2 separate regions of the Mus musculus genome follow, and region 1 is linked to region 2. The links are chromatin loops, found by intact Hi-C in ENCODE. Cell type or tissue: heart. All regions are shown on one strand.

Evidence for each region. Peaks named below come from ENCODE experiments on the same cell type or tissue, not always from the same donor. Only the 100,000 strongest peaks of a DNase experiment are listed, where the experiment ranks them.
Region 1: a loop joins it to region 2, with 4 times the contacts of the local background. A loop is called at or near these places in 19 of 42 quality-filtered maps.

Annotation. Positions count from the first base shown.
Region 1 is chr10:30,838,022-30,846,021 of GRCm38, forward strand. Hey2 (hairy/enhancer-of-split related with YRPW motif 2) reads right to left here and starts at 4,762. Exons shown (of 5, transcript NM_013904.1): 1 at 4,545-4,762; 2 at 2,583-2,661; 3 at 2,370-2,453. The coding sequence starts at 4,627. In heart, CTCF peaks have their summits at 349 (motif pointing right) and 4,682; DNase peaks (open chromatin) are centred at 4,850 and 6,520; H3K4me3 peaks cover 6,937 bases; H3K27ac peaks cover 6,040 bases.
Region 2 is chr10:31,295,101-31,303,100 of GRCm38, forward strand. No RefSeq gene overlaps it. Among named protein-coding and RNA genes, the nearest start is that of Hddc2, 14 kb to the right of the region's middle. In heart, a CTCF peak has its summit at 4,274 (motif pointing left); no DNase peak of the experiment used is centred here; H3K27ac peaks cover 846 bases.

The sequences.
Region 1 (8,000 bases), 460 kb before region 2:
AGCTGATGGCATTAACTTGCAAAGACCAGAACAAGGCATCAAAGAAATGATTTACTAAATAAATAGTAGGAGCAATTGTGTTCCTAAAATCATCCTACAAATACTATGCCAGCTGAAAAGCTCTTGAACTTTGAACTCTGCCTTCATTAATGATACATTTTCTTAAGAGACATTTTATAGTCATTACTATTGAAGTTTGCAGCAGTTAAACAGTTGAATATTAATTCTTGAGGATATGGATATAGTGTTTTAACAAAGCATCAAAAGTAGAATGTTCAAAAGTAGAAAAATCCCAGTAAGTCTTTAAGATAAACCAGTAAAGGAAATGACCTAGGAAAGACGTTCAAGGTCACCAGCAGGTGTCACTGTGTATTCTAGGATCACAAACAGAAAGGACCAATTAATTTGCAGTTCACTTAAGGAGCATCTTTTGTGCCTAAGGATTTACCAACCATTTGAAACCATTCTTAAATATTCCTGTGGTAAATGTGCAGCTTCATGTGGGTCCCCTAACAGGTGGAGGGGGCTGTCTTCATCTCTGTTCCCTGCCATTAGATCCCCTTTCCCTACCTGGACTGCCTGGTTGTGCCTCAGTGGGAGAGAGCATTGCTTAGTCCTGCTAGGACTAGATTTCTCAGGACGGGCTCTCTTTTACTGAGGAGAAGGGGAGGGGACAATGGGGGGATTTTAAGGTAGGACTGGGAAAAGAGGAAGGATGGGACTGTGATCGGGATGTAAGTGAATAAAAAAAAAGTAAATTATTGGAAGAAAAAAAAAACCTTATAAAACCCTACAAAAAACAAAGTCTTGCAAATACATTTTCATTGCTCCTCTTCTTAAATAAAGCAAAAGTTAGAAACCAAATGAAAGAAATGCCCCACTGATAGTAACTTGGGTCTTGGTGGCTTCTAACTAACTTCCTAGAGGAGCTGAATAATTAAACCAATATTTTTTTTCACTACACTTAAAAAAATTATCAGCAAATAGTAAATAGCAGGAGTGTCCGTTCTTCAGCAGCTCTAAAGAGTATTCTCCTCTAATCGTGGCAGGGCCAGCTCACTGGGGTTGGCAGCCAGACTCTGTAAATGGGAAAGTTTGTGTTTACAGTAACTAGCTGCCCAATGACTGAGGCGTGCTCTTAAGATTTAAGTCAATATTTAAGAAAAGAGCCGAACAAACCAAGACTAAGGAAAAAGATCACAGAGTGACTGCTTCTCAGTGTCATATTGCAGATATTTCAGTACTCAAAAAAGTACTCAGAAAAGCACAACAAACAAACAACATAGGTCATCTTCTCTTCATTTGCAGCGCATTAATCCAAAGCATAATTTATAGTAAGTTATCAAAGACAGACGTGGCATACGAAGTGCAGAGTTTGTGTCTATTTCTTCTCAGTCTTAAATACACAGAGTCAACAGTAGCATATCATGCCCGTACTTCTCCTTGTTCACCATGTCCATGAAGATGTCTCGGGAGCTGCTGTGAAAGCAGCCAACGGTGGCCCTGGATGGCCTCCAAAAGCTCTCTGTGGAGCTTGCTTTACAATGTTTGCAGAATCACGAAGTAAACAAACCGACAAAAGTGGCATAAACAGCCAACACCCAATTTGGAAGTCAACTGATAACATTTTCAGCACAGAAATGGCCACATCCTTGGAAATGTGCTCTTAGAAGCCTTTGCATCAGCCACAGCGGCAGAACAAGAGACACAAATCCATAACCACAAAGGGAAGTGTAACTGTTTGTTTTCTAATTTTCAAATGGCAATCACCTTTCCCTTTTTTTTAATGTAAAAGAATACCTGAACTTTGAAAAGCAATATTTATGACTAATTTGATTTTTTTTACCAAACTTCCAAATTATATCCTAAATCAAATATAATGTTCTATTAACCCAAGAATTAAAAACAAAAGTAGCTTTCTAAATAAGCTGTATTATTATAATTTAGGAAACCAAAATAGAAGCCTTAGTTCCTTAACTTTGATTTTTTTTTTTAAATAGTACTTTGAAAGTTTGAGGGAAAAATGATATTTCACACACAAAACTTTTGTTTTCAAGAATACCATATACAGCACAGTTTTAAGCAAAACCCCTGCTGGCTTCATGGAAAGAACAGAGAAAGCAGGAACACAATTACCCTTAAGGGGAAAATAAGCTAAAGAATGGAAATGTCTTCGACTTCATGATGGATTATGTTTTTAATAGTTCTGCCACAACAAAGCATTTTATTGAAATAGCTCTTCTACGCCGGATCAGAGTGTGCAGAGCACACACCATTATTTTAATGATCTTCAAGAAGAATCTACAGTCCCAGATGAGAAAGTCAGATGCTTTGAGCTGGTTTTTTTTTTTGGGGGGGGGATAACTTACTTGTTTTTCAAAAGCTGTTGGCACTAGTCTTCTCAATTCAGATAAACTGTTATTTATTCGATCCCGACGCCTTTTTTCTATGATCTAGCCCAAGGAAAGCAAAACAAAAATCTAAGGGTACAGTACACATACAGAAAAATTATCCAAGTAAGAAAATAACAACAGTGATACACATGCTTAATTACATGACACAAGGGGGGGGGTGTCACCTACCCCTCTCCTTTTCTTTCTTGCCATAATCTGAGAGGTAGTTGTCGGTGAATTGGACCTCATCACTGAGCTTGTAGCGTGCCTGTGAAGGAGGAAGACAAGTCAGGTGCTGTATCAAGGTCATAGGCCCCTTCCCTGCCCCAGTTCATGGCACCCAATAATATTCTGACTGACTGCGCATTATATTACTTTTTTCTGTCTGTTGACTTTTTTCATATCTATGCTATTTGGAGGCTTTATTTTAGTTTCCAGATAATAATTATGCCTTAACAATGCTGTTGAGGCCTTGAGACAGCTTAGCAAGTAAAGGCAGTTGGCCACAAAGTGTGATGATCTGGCATGAGCTCCAGTCCTTTGGGCCCACAGGATGCATGGGGAAGAACCACTTGCACCTCCACAAACAGAAGTGACGGTGACAGTGACATGCACCTAGCCGGACACGCACACTGAATAAGTAAACATGATTTTCGAAATGCTATGCTGCCCATTCAAGTGGCAAAAATGAACCTGAACTTTTGAGTTCTCTAATGAAATGATAGCCAGTTAGGGTGACAGGTCGGGGGATTAGTGTGTCCTATTTCTCTCATGTATTTCTCAAAAGTCACCAACCCATCTGGATGTGTACTCCCATTCTCTTCTGCCAGACATACTGAACGTTCAAGAGCAGCACATGTCGAATGTGTCTCTATATGCGACTTTTAAAACAAAAACCTAATTCTCCTACTATCCCCAAACCTTATTGGATAGCCTAAAAAGAACAGATTGTAAGTTTTGCATATTGATCCTCTAAAAGAATATCCTAACCATATCATTGGGTGGAAAGTTGAAATTTAGTTTTTGCACTTTTCATGCTTTAACTTTGAAAATGAAACTGTGCCACCAGCCTTAAAACCAAGCTGATATCTCGAGAAGCTGCAATTCACCTTGAGTTTACTAAAAGGTATTTTTAGACTGCAAGGTTCAATCAAGTGATTATTTGGTGGTGTAGTTGGTCCATTAATGTATACTCTCCTAGGACTTTCTGTCACTTTGAAATTCACAGGTACTATGCTTCTTTAGTGTCTTAAACTCTCCAGGTCCTCTCTAGTTTTGAGAAGTTCTATTACCACCCCTTCGGCTCACTTCTGGGTCTTAATTCGAAATCAACTGACTCCTTCCTCACCCCTTCTAGTGACAGCCTACGGTTTCATTTTTTTTTTTAATACTTTAACAATGAGAGAGTTGGTAAACTGTCTCATAAGCATCGTTTTTGCTTTAGCTATTTTTCCGGCTTTGATTTCTACGTCTTAAAATAAGCCCGTGAAATAAATCCAGTTTTCTATATGCGGGAAGGATTTCACTCTTTGAGTGACAGCTGCAAATAAATAAATAAGGTGCTTCTGGGCAAGCCAATTAGAAGCAATTATCATTTGACCCCCCCCCGCCTCTAAAATGGTTGGGTAATCTTGCTGTCACAGGAAACAGGAGGTCTGTCTTCTGTGATCAGAACCTTGATCTCCTGGAGACTAAAGGACAAGCAGGCAAAGCAATGCTGTCTCATCTGCTCCTTATATCTGTCACTCATGGGTGGGTCAGCCAGATCACCCTCTGTCGACCTGCGCAGCTCAGCCTGTTTAGCTCAGATGCTTTACCTCCTCAAAAACTCAAGTCGCGATCCCAGTTTCTCTCAAAACAGAAATCCAGTTGTTTTTCTTTTCTCCTGACCTATTTTGGAACTGTCCCTAAATACAGTTCCAGTACCGGGGGCGTCGCCCGGACGTGCCAGTATGCGTGTCCTGTGCTGACAGCCCTGGACCCTCCCTCGCCATCTCCTGCACGCTCCAGTCCAGCTCCCTTCCAGTCGCTCCCACGCCTAGTGTGAACTCCATCTCTCGCCCCACCCGACTCTAGCACCCGCTTCCCGGGGAAAACGGTCTCCTCTCCACCCGAAGCTCCCCGGACACCCTCCCGCTTTTCCGCGCTCACCCAGGGTAATTGTTCTCGCTCCCCACGTCGATGGTCTCGTCCAGGTCGCTTTCGGAGGTCGTTTCCTCACAAGGGCGCTTCATCGCGACGAAGGAGGAGCAGCTACTGTCGCCTAGCGGAACGCAGCGCGCTCCCCGCGGGCTTCCTCCCTCCCTCCCTGCCCGGCTTCTGCAGGCGCCGCTCCCTCGGCGGCGCGGTCGGCTCCTGGAGGTTCTTTCCCACGCTGCAGCCCAGCCAGGGCGCAAGACCCGGTACTGGCCACGCCCCCCAGCGCGGGCGGGGCCCCTCCGCTTCTTCGTGTGCCCGCCCTGGCCACTCTCCAGGCCCCGCCTCCCTGGGACGGTGTGGCTTTCTATTGGTTAATATGGAGGGGCGGACCCGCGCTGGCCAATGGCTGCCGAGAGGCGTTGGCAGAGGCGTGGGAATGCCACCGCGCACCTGGGAGCCGGGAGTGGAGCGCTGGGGTTGACCGCCGGCGGCGGGAGCGGGCGCAGGCGCGAGAGCGCATGGGGCGGGCGTGTCGGGCGAGGGCTCCTGGGTTTTGGGCCATCACCTGCAAGCCGTGATCTCTCCCGCCGAGTTTCTACCCTCGGTTTAAAGAATAACCGCTAGCGCGTGGCTGAGTGCGAGTGAGCGTGTGTGACGTCTAGGGTGGGAGTGCTAGGCTCGGCGACCCACCCCTCTGGGCTGTCCCTCTTCTGGATCAAGCTGCTGAGTGGCTGACCGGAGCGGTCATGTTGACCCTCAGGGGATTTTGAAAGCTTTAAGTCAAAGTTTTTTTTTTTTTTTTTTCACCCTGCCAGCTCCCCAGCCTCTAGGTTGTGGTCAGATAAAGGACGCCCGCTCACCGGTCCAGGTGCCTAACTGCAGGAGGTTGTCCCCGTGCATTGTTGGATTAGTCACCTCTGGTTACTTCCTTTGTATCTCTGGACACAGAAACTGGAGGGAGGGGGTGTAACTATCTCGGTAAATGGCAGGCTTGAGTGGTCTTCCTACTGATGGGAAGAGGGATTGTAGGACACAAATCTGAGTAGGTTTTCGAGTTCAAAGTTCTCGGATTTGGATTATCCAAATTAAATGTCCCAGTCATCCCTCCAGTTTCTCCGGTGTGTGCAGCCACGGAGTTCTTTAGCATCCGGGGAGAGGATTTGTATTTACTTGTACACTGTATTTGTTTTGTAAAGTTTGCCCAGATCGCTAGTTCTTAGTGCACGTACAGCATGGATTGTGTAAACTCCAGGTGTGGTGTTCAGACTCCGTTTTTAAGTCTCTGTCTCTCTCTGCATACTGTGGGGATTTTTTAGCAGGCTCTGCCGACTTTTCCGCGCGCTCAGGAAGTGAGCAAGACAGTCTCGGGGAGTCTGGCGTGAGCTAGACCATCTGGCGCTGTAGCGCTGGGTGGGTTAGTGGAGGTCTAGAGACTCCACATGGTGCTCTTTGTGCTTGGTGGAAAAAGGCCTTTGAGAAAAGAAGACATCCATCAATCACCGAGACCCTCCACCTTACACAGATAATTATCTTTCTGGAAATCTGACTAAGGCACCCTTTCCAAACTCCATTCCTTGGTTACACTAGACCGGTGCAGCGGGAAAGGACAAGAGAAAAAGAGACAGCAAAAGACTGACTGGACTGGGCGCAGATTGGGTTGATGGGGAGTGGGAAGGAGCCGGAGTAACGCCAAGGATCTGCAGCCAGCGTGTCGTTAAAACACAAAACCCCTTCCCTACAGGCCCTGGCCTCTTTTGTGCGGTCCTCACCGCGGTGTCTTCAATAACCGTGTGAACAGAAATCTGAAACTTTCTGTCCTGACTTCTGAAACTCAACTCCAGGCAAATCACAGGATCATCGGGGGCCGGGCGGGGCCTGGCGAGGCAGGATGGGGTCAGCACTGCTTGGCCGCAGAACCGTGGGTGGCGAACTTCCCAGCTCTGCACTCAGTCTCTGGGCGGGCACCTGGGTGCTCACGGACAGCATGGCTTTTCCTCAGGGACAGAGCAGACAGCCCGAGGCTTGCTGGCCCTGTCCAATCCAGGCCTGCACCCTGCGGTTATCCAGTGTTTGAGCTGAGTGTGAGCTCTCCAGGCCTCGCTTTCTCAGCTAGAGTAGGGGGCAGGAGCGAGAGTTCCCAGCGCTTAGTGATGGCTTCACTCCCCCACCCCTTGAAGTTAAGGTTTGCCACGCGAGCACACAATTAATGGAATCTTCCAAACGCCGGAAGCAAGACCTGAAATCATTATAGGCGTGTGGAGCTGGGGTGGCACAACCCTAAGAGATTTTTTTCTCTCTCACTACACCAGTGCATTTAATTATACTGGTTGCAAAAAATTGCAGCGGGAAATGGTTTGCTTGTAATAAAGTAGCAACTGGTTAAAGTTTTTCCATTTTGTCTTTGAAGGCTTAACTGCCATGCAGTGTCATAAAAGAATATGGAGGAGACGTTCAGAAAGCACGCACGGATTTAAAGTTGGTTTGAATGCTTTTTAATCAACAAGGGGCATATATTAAAAGCGTTTAGAATAGAGCCTGCTACGCCAAACATGTGTGTTAAGAAGAACAAATAAGGCAGAAGACAGAATTTTAAAGTCTCCTTGTTAATCTTTAAAATACTTAATCCCAGTTAGAGTAGTTTTCTTTTATATTGGTTGTTCTCAAGCATCCCTTTTTCCTGTCTCCTGTCTAGACACACCTTTTCTATGTCCTACGTCTGGGTCAGAGGTAGAAACAGAATAAACTCTTGCAAGCGCTTCAACCTATTTAAAAAATAATTGAGCGTGGGTGGAGTGGGGAGGAACTGGGGTGGCATAAGCAGGGAGAAAGAAAGAGAACTTTGGAACTTTAAGCCCCATCTCCTCTCTGCGACACTGGTTTCAGAGAAAGAAAGAGTGAGTTACTGGAAGGCTAAGAACCAGGGTAAAAGAAAAAATGTTCTTTGCATAGAGCTATCTGCGTTTTCCTTTTGAAAGATTTGAACAATGGGATAATTAGACAGATAGATACGGGGAGGAGGGACTGTCCTAGAAACGAAATGCCATTAGGAAAGAAAGATCAGGCTGCTGGCCAACAAATCTAAAGGGAAAAGGGAGATGTAGACTTGCCGCCCCTCCCTAAATTGGTCCTTGGTGCTTAAGTGATTTAGCTCACTGAGTAGCAGAGGAAGTTGGGAAAAGCAGAGATTTTTTTGGCGACCAAATGTAGTCGTTTTGATATTCCTCCGGACGAGATCTACCCGTTATTACACTGTGAGTTTTCCTACTTACATTAAGTTTGGCGATCTTGAGCAAGTCTTACCTTGTCCCATAAACTGGAAACTTTAGCTCACAAACTAATTGATTTTTTTTCTTTGCCGCTCTTCTAAAAATTCTCCTGAAGAAGTTTGGAATGAATTGGATATATACATAGTTCTTGGGCTGCTTTCTTCTCTCATAGGGAGTACTGTGGTGTTTTCTTTATTTGAAT
Region 2 (8,000 bases):
ACTCAGTCAAAGAGACAGATTATTGAGATTTTTGTCAGGTTGCTTTTTAAAACGTTGGATCTAATTTAAACATCTCAGCCCCACATTATCCCTTTCCAGCCACATGACAACTGACAACTCCCTTTTAGTAAATAGGTAAGTGTGATATCCTGACCATGTGAATTGCTTGTGAAAAGCAATGAATGCGTGAATTATCACCTTATGCTCCTCAGTTGAATGTGTTAAGTGTTGCCTGACTTTCCAGCAATGATAAATACCTTGGACTTTATGTCTGACATTTTGCCAGCTTACTGCTATTTTTAAATCAGCATTTGAGATGTCACTGTCTCCTTTCAGAAAGGAAGCCTTCAAGTTGCACGTGGAGATGTTTAAATTGTGTTTAAGCAGTCCCACTTAATGACAAAGGAATCTGTATTTACAAATTCAGGTTCAAACTCTTCATCCTTGCAGCTAGCTGGAATGACCAAGTAACCTCTTCAGACCTTATCTCAACTTAGTTTTATAGATTCACTGTGCTTCATTTTTATGAAACCTCCAATTTCCCAAAGCACTGCATGTCATATGCTTTTTTTTTTTCCAAAGGACAACCCTAACCCAGTAGCTTTCAATGAGGAGTACTACCCAAGGTAATTGTACTAAAAACCAACCAACCAAACAAACAAACAAACGATAGATATGAGCTTTACCAGGTCTAGAAGGAACCCTCTTACAAGGAGAGTACTTGGCCAGAGTTCAGATGTGGGATTCTTGCCACTGATGCGTTTCCATTCATGGTCTCACTGTGAACAACAGACTTGCAGTGCTCTGGTTGCTGGTCTGCCCCTGTCCAGTCATTGCTGGGAAAACCGTCAAGATTACAATCGACCTTTGTTAGCTGATTTGGCAGAGATTCGGGGGTTGAATGGATCACAGAGACTCAACCAGTTAGGAGCATGTTTGGTTTTCTGAAACAACCAGAAACCCTCCCCACCTCAGAGCCTGGCCACCCTGACATAAAAGCATGAAGGTAAAGCTGCTTTGACTCTCTGAACCATATGCTACACCAAGCTGGTTGATGGAGAATTTGGCCTGCCAAAGACCACTCAAGTTCAGGGAAAGCATGAGTTACACCATAATTTGAATAAGAACCCAGAAGGAAGATAGAACGTGTTGTATTGTGGTGTGCTAACCCATCTCACAGAAATTTTGCTTTTTATTGGCTAAATAGCAGAGAGAGGGGAAGAAAGTATTTTTATAGGTAAAAATCAGAAATAAAATAGAATGCACTCCCAAGTAAGGGGTCGCACTCTGATACGACCAAGATAGGTCATAAAACATTTATGTGTTTGCCTTAATCATATTAAATCTTGCAGATCCCAAATTTGAAGAATTAGATGCAGACCCTACTGGCAGAGAGCAGGGTACTAAACACATTGAAACAGGTAGAACCAAAAAGAGAAAAGAAAAGAAAAAGAAGGGTCAGTAACCAAAAACTGAGTTGCTGTCTCTTCTAAACCAGACTCCTGGTTTTATTTAAAAAGCCCACTGCCTTTGAAAGCACACTGGGTCTTTTCAATAGCAGAAGATCAAATGATGTTAATCAGGCCATGGGGCCTAATCCTTTAATGCAACTGTCTCTTTGCATTATAAGCATTCCAGCTCTTGCCTTCCCCCTCGCCCCCCCCCCACAATGATTTTTATCTCAGCTTTTCTTTGTCTCTCTCTGCCTCTTTCCTTAAATCTTGAGTTTTGACAATCAGTACAGAATATCCTCTTTTCTAAGTTCTTTGCAACTTCCTCAACGAACAATTTATTGCCGTGTCTTATAATGAAAAAAAAAAATGACAGGAAGGGGCAGTCTACCCTCTCTCCCCTCTCTTCTCCACCTTCCTCGTGCTTTTGCTTGCTCACCTTAGCCCACATTTTAGTGGGGAACCCACGCTGTTCTTGTAGCTCAGTTCTCCTGGCTCTCACCTCTGGCTGTCTCAACAAGTTCTGGTTCATGGACTCAGTTCCACTAACCCACAAATATGTTTCCCGCTGCTATCAATAGCTTTTCAGGAGGCCATCCTTTATTCAGAATATGAGTGTCCAAGTTTGCATTCTGTGGCACATTTATAAAGCCCAAAGGGGCATAGATTGTAGTGGGAGAATTTCTCCAAATGGTCTTCAGCTATTGGACCTGCATCCTGCTGAAACCAGACTTGCAGTCTTGGCTCTGCAAATTTAGAGCCACGAGGGACATGGCAATTAAACATATGGTGGTTAAGTTGTCACTTGATGTCTTGTCAAGGTTACAGTTCCTTTCGCTGCTAATAGGGCTACAGTAGAATGCCAGTGTTCGGTAGAGCATAGCTTATTTCTTAGAGAAGAAAATAAGTGAGCAATCTATAGAATTAGATTATAAATTCCACAAAAGTGGCCAAACTCCATATAATCTCTTGACCTTCTTATTCCTAACACGTGAGCAGGTTTACTACATGGCAGATGCTCCAAAGTTCTTGAAATCTTGTTTTGTTCACAAGGTTTTTGTTGTTGTTGTTGCTGATTTGCTTTTTAATTCAGGAAAAAAGATGTAGGGAAACAAATTTTATTTCACCATAATTAGATGAATGTAATAAGAGCATAGTCAGGCCCAGGCAGGGGACAGCATGGCAGATGTGAGCACTCCATCTCTGGAAGCTTGTGAGCACTTAGGATGCTGTGTCATCCCCTGGAGGGATGACCAGACTCTGAGTCTAAGGAAAATTGCAGCGCTGTCTATTTCATTACCATGAAGAGGTTCCTTTCCTTACCTCATGGTCTCAGATGCCTTCCACAGCATCAATTTAGAATAAAGAATCCTCATACTCTGCTCTCTTTCTGAGGATTCTGTATTAAAGTTGAACGATGTCTCGTTAGGCCCAAAGTTGAGTTTTATACTTTGTTTTGGGTTTTATTATTGTGATTGGTTACTTCTCTGAAAGCTCTCTGAGAACTTGAAGCACTATAAGGTATTTGCTGCCCCAGGGCTATGGCTCTTAGGTTCTTGAGAGTGAATTCCTTCTGCCTAAAGACACCACCTTGCTTTAATCCTACCTACTTATCACAACAATTTAGAATCTAAATTACAAAGTCCACTAAACTAAGGCACATCAGAGAATTGCAGTTATTTCTCAAAATGCTAGAAATCTCTTTAAGAGTCCTCAGTGTCCTCCATTTTATTTCTAAATTGGCTTTGTCATCCAAATGGATATTTTGTGACTTTATTTACATTCATGAACATATGCCACCCCTTAAAAAGAAGAAATAAAGTAGTGCAGGAAGAATTCAGGGCCCGCCAGAAAGTTGGCTACTCAGCTTTGGTATAATGATCTTTTGGTCAAGGGTGCCATCTCTCAGCAAGACTCTAGTGTTGCCAGTGAAGGTCAGACCACTCAAAATACTTCCTTTCATGCAGCACACTAGAGTCACTCCTGAGACTCCACAGCATCGTTTTTTAATGAAGATCCCCAAATGTGGCTATCTCTTGGAATTAAAAAGCATTAGCCTGGTTTTTCTATATTTTCACTATCAATGAAATCCATTTTTAAAAACAATACCTGATAAGGATACTTTTTAGTCTGGATTAATCATGACATTTTTTTGGATGCTTTATAGAATAAGTTTCCAAACTTGATTCAGGCTGTGAAGAATTCCTTGTTGTTTTAAATATGTTTAGAATTCTGCTGGGCCTCTCTTACTTAGAGCAAGGAATCTGTGCTTCACAGTTAAGCAGTGACTCCGTGTAGCTCTTTCACTCACATCCCAGCAAATGACTTCCACCCTGGAGGCCTCTGGTAGAATGACATTTCTCCCCATGTAACAAGGGTTCTCTTCATTTTATAATTTTGAGATTACCAGAATAAAAATGTGGCTATTTGAAAACGTATTGTGATGTCTTAGTCTGTATCCAAATAAAATTTTGACCTTTATTATATGCAGTATCCTATACTTACTGATTTCTATATGAACATAAATCACCACAAAGGCTTCTTCAACCCTGTAACTACTTGAAAAGACCATTTGTAAGGACGTTAGAATATACTCCTGGTACTCTAGGCATTCGTATACTTTTTCTAAATATAATCACATGGGAGTGCTGTTACCATTACAGGTGATAGGTAAGAAGAATGATGGGAGAGTGACAAAGGAAGAAGGACAGAAGCAGAAATAGTGAGAGTATAAATATTTACTCAATCCAGTTAGGAAACAGGACATTTAATATATTCATGCTCCAGAGCTGAGAAGGCAATGGTGATGACATAGTGCCACCTGGTGGTTGACTCTCAAAACTACATGTAGTTTCTTGGTGTTGCCCTGAAAATTGCCAGATAGCCCTCTCCTCTTTCCAGTGCACGACTTCTTCCCAAATCCATCTCTTCCTCCCCAGCTTGAGGGGAACCGTGGACAGCAATCACAATACAGTCATCAACATTGGTTCACAACCTCCCTAATGCTGCGACCCTTTACAAAACAGTTCTTTATGTTATGGTAACCCCAAACCATAAAATTACTTTGCTCCTACTTCATAACTGTAGCTTTGCAACTATTATGAATCATAATGTAAATACCTGATATGCAGGATATCTGGTATGTGATCCATGACGGGGTGATCAGGACCCATAGGCTGAAAATTGCTGACCTATATAGCTTTCCTATTACCTTTAATGTTAGATCATCTCTATGCATACTTGTTGGTCAGTGACCGATTAATGTATTAATCAACCTCAATGTTACAAAATAATGATATTCTTTTGAAAATTTGCAAATTTAAACAATCTAAAAGGGGGAGCATTGTTACGGAAGTTTAAGGAAGAATTGTTAATCTAATGGTGAGCCCCACCTCTACCTAAGGACACCTGTGACCTCTCTAGCTTAATTTTGTTATAGAAGGAACTTATAAGTGGTTTACCAATGGATGATTCAGTCTTGAATGCCCAAGGATGAGAAAGTGGGTAGATTTAGTTATCACTATAGTATTTTCTCACAGGTCTGTAATGGAATCCATAAAGATAAAGTGTATATAGCAGGAGGAGGAAAAGCCTGTGGAAAGCAGTGTGATCGTCCAGTGCGAGGACATTCTCTTGCAAGGTTAGACTTCTAGAGTTAAAAGGTACTTTCCATATTATTTATTTCCACATTATTCTGACTCCTTTCACAAGTTTTAAATAACTCTACATTTATCTCTCTTGTGTTTCTGTGACTTTGTGTTTTAAGCTTTAATTCCTTTGTTTGGTTTTGTTGCAAGAGAGGTCTGGATCTATTAGCAAGTCAGGTTGTAAAACACCTTCTACAATGTGTCATTTATTGGGAGAGAGTGGGCCTGGGAGAGAATTAGAAACAGCTGAAACATGTAAAGGCCCATTGACTCCTGCTTCTATAGGAAATGTAAAAGCTCCAGTGGAAAGAGAGAATTCAGAGAGGCAGAAAGTTAAGAACAGATGTTACTCAGCTGTGGCATTGGCTGAGATGGGGAGTGGCCTTGGATATCAGGGAGGACTGATATGGAAGTCTGGCATGCTTTGTCTCCTACTTCCTGCATCCGCAGTATCACAAGGGATGGGAGAAGAGAACCATGGTGTCAACATCCTGCATCACTATGATGGGCAGAAACCCAACCACATATTCTTAGAGAAATGATTGGGTTTATCCATTACATTTGGTTACATTTGTATCTTTAAGCTCCCTTTTTGGGCCACTCTGAAAATACTGATGACTTGGCCTTTGGCCAAGATGATTCTTTCCCTCCAATACATTTATCCCAGCACTTTATTCTCACTGAATGTAGAGGGCTGCTCTGCAATATTCTAGATTCTGAGAATCCAAGACATGGTATGTGTTGTATCAACATGATAAAACTTCCCAAGAAACGTTGGAGAAATTTTCTGTGACTTCATAGTTAGCCACTGGTTTCCTAAGCTTTAGGGATGATTCATACTTTGAAAGGATAGGACTGTCCATCAAAAAGGGAACAGATTTGACTTGATAGCACTTATGAACTTAAAGATTTGTCTTTCTGACTATGATGGACCAAATATTCATGACACAGATGTGCCTTTGTATTCCTAAGAAAGTTCTAGGTGGTACAAGCTACAATCCTCATCATACAATGAATTGATGTAGGAGGCTCTCCTGGCAATTCATGGTATACATTTTTGTGGTAAACATTTTTTTATTTGTAGAAGGAGATACATGAACGATAAAGCACACGGCAGTATGCTAAGCCTACAATCCAGTAACATAGTAGTTTGTTAGCCTGATCTTGTATTACAGATTCCATATCTGTCCATTGAAAGTCTTGCGTGATTGCCTGTGCTGCAGGTATATACGCCAGCAGTGCCACAAACCTTTAAGTAATACATTGCACTATGACCTACTGTGATAGCCTTGATTTCCACACCTGGGAAAGGATCTTAATAAGGAATCTTCTATGGGGCTAAACTATGGGTACAGCAGTGAAGGAATCTGTCTATCTATCTATCTATCTATCTATCTATCTATCTATGTATCTATCTATAATTATATCATTTCCCCCATGCCTTTTCTACCTCCAAGCTCTCCCACATACCACCCCCTTTGCTTTCTTTCAAACTTATTTTGATCCCTTTTTCTTTAACTGCTGCTGCTGCTTCTGATGGTAATGGTGTGTTTGTGTGTGTGTGTGTGTGTGTATGTGTGTGTGTATGTCTAAAAACATACATACAACCTGCTCAATCTGTATAATGTTACTTGTATGTGTATGCTTTCCAGGCTAACCATTTGATGTTGAATGACAAGTTGGTGTGCTCTTCCGTGGGGAAGACTGCTTCTCCAGATCTCAGCATCCCTTACTTGCCTGTAGTTCTTTGTCTAGGGTTGAGGTCTCATGGGCTTTCCCCTTTCACAATAGCATGTCTATTGGTATTGTGCTCATTCCACTCACACTTGGTCATCCATCTTGGTGAGACTTTATGGGTGTAGCTTCTGACATTTCTAGGAGGCACAGCATCACAGCAACCTCCCTGTTCTACTGGATCCTCCAGCAAAGTGCCTGGCACAAACATAGTCCTCATTACACAGATACATCTTATACACACTCCCTTGAGCACACTTTCCCTCTTCAGTAACTCAAAAGGAACTGCTCAGATCCTTTCGACTTTTAATGTTATGACCCTGTGTAGGTTCTATTGGTTTGAGTGGGCAAGTGGAGCCGATTATTGCTTAGTGTGGTTCTAGGATTGAGTGTAGGGCTTCTCCCGGGTCTGTAGTTTTAGTAGGAACTCCATGTGTCCAATTTCCCTGTGTCAGTCTGTCTTGCTACAGCTGTGGTGTTCACTGGCCAATACTTTTGATCCTTGTGGTCCTGCGCTCTGGCTCACCTCTCTTTATCCTATGACTTCAGCTCTTGGCTAGTGAGCTGATGTGGTTTGCTTTTTATGTTCTTATAAGATATTGATGTGGACACCAAACCAGAAGAGCAGTAAGTGCCAAGTACCTTGTCAGGCCAAATCCAATTAGGATTTTGCTTTGATGATTTTGCAAACTGGAAGCTCCAAATTTACATTTCCCTTGGTTTTCCTGTTTTAAGCTTTTTCTACTTTTTAAATACTGTAAGTTCCACACCATTAAAAATTCATAAAGTTCCTGGAATTTTGGCCTCTGGGATAATTAAGGTTTGCTACAAAACTTTGCTCACAGACCTACTTTTTTATCAAAGGTCTACCCTTTAGTCACTGAGAAATGCCCTAAAATAGCAAAAATCACTGCATCTCCTTTACTTGGAGGCAAGGAAGAAACACTCCAAATTATTGAAATTGAGCAAATGTTATTTGGAAAGTTTTCTCATTTGATATAACGTATTCTACATATGACAGTTGTCCCTCTACACCTGCAGAACCTTTCGCTCCTTACCTCTGAAGTGCAAGGCCTGGCTGTGAATAATGGTTATAACTTGAAGCATCGGGACTGTACTGGCTGCTTTTTGTGTCACCTTGATACAAGCTAGAGTCATCAGAGAGGAA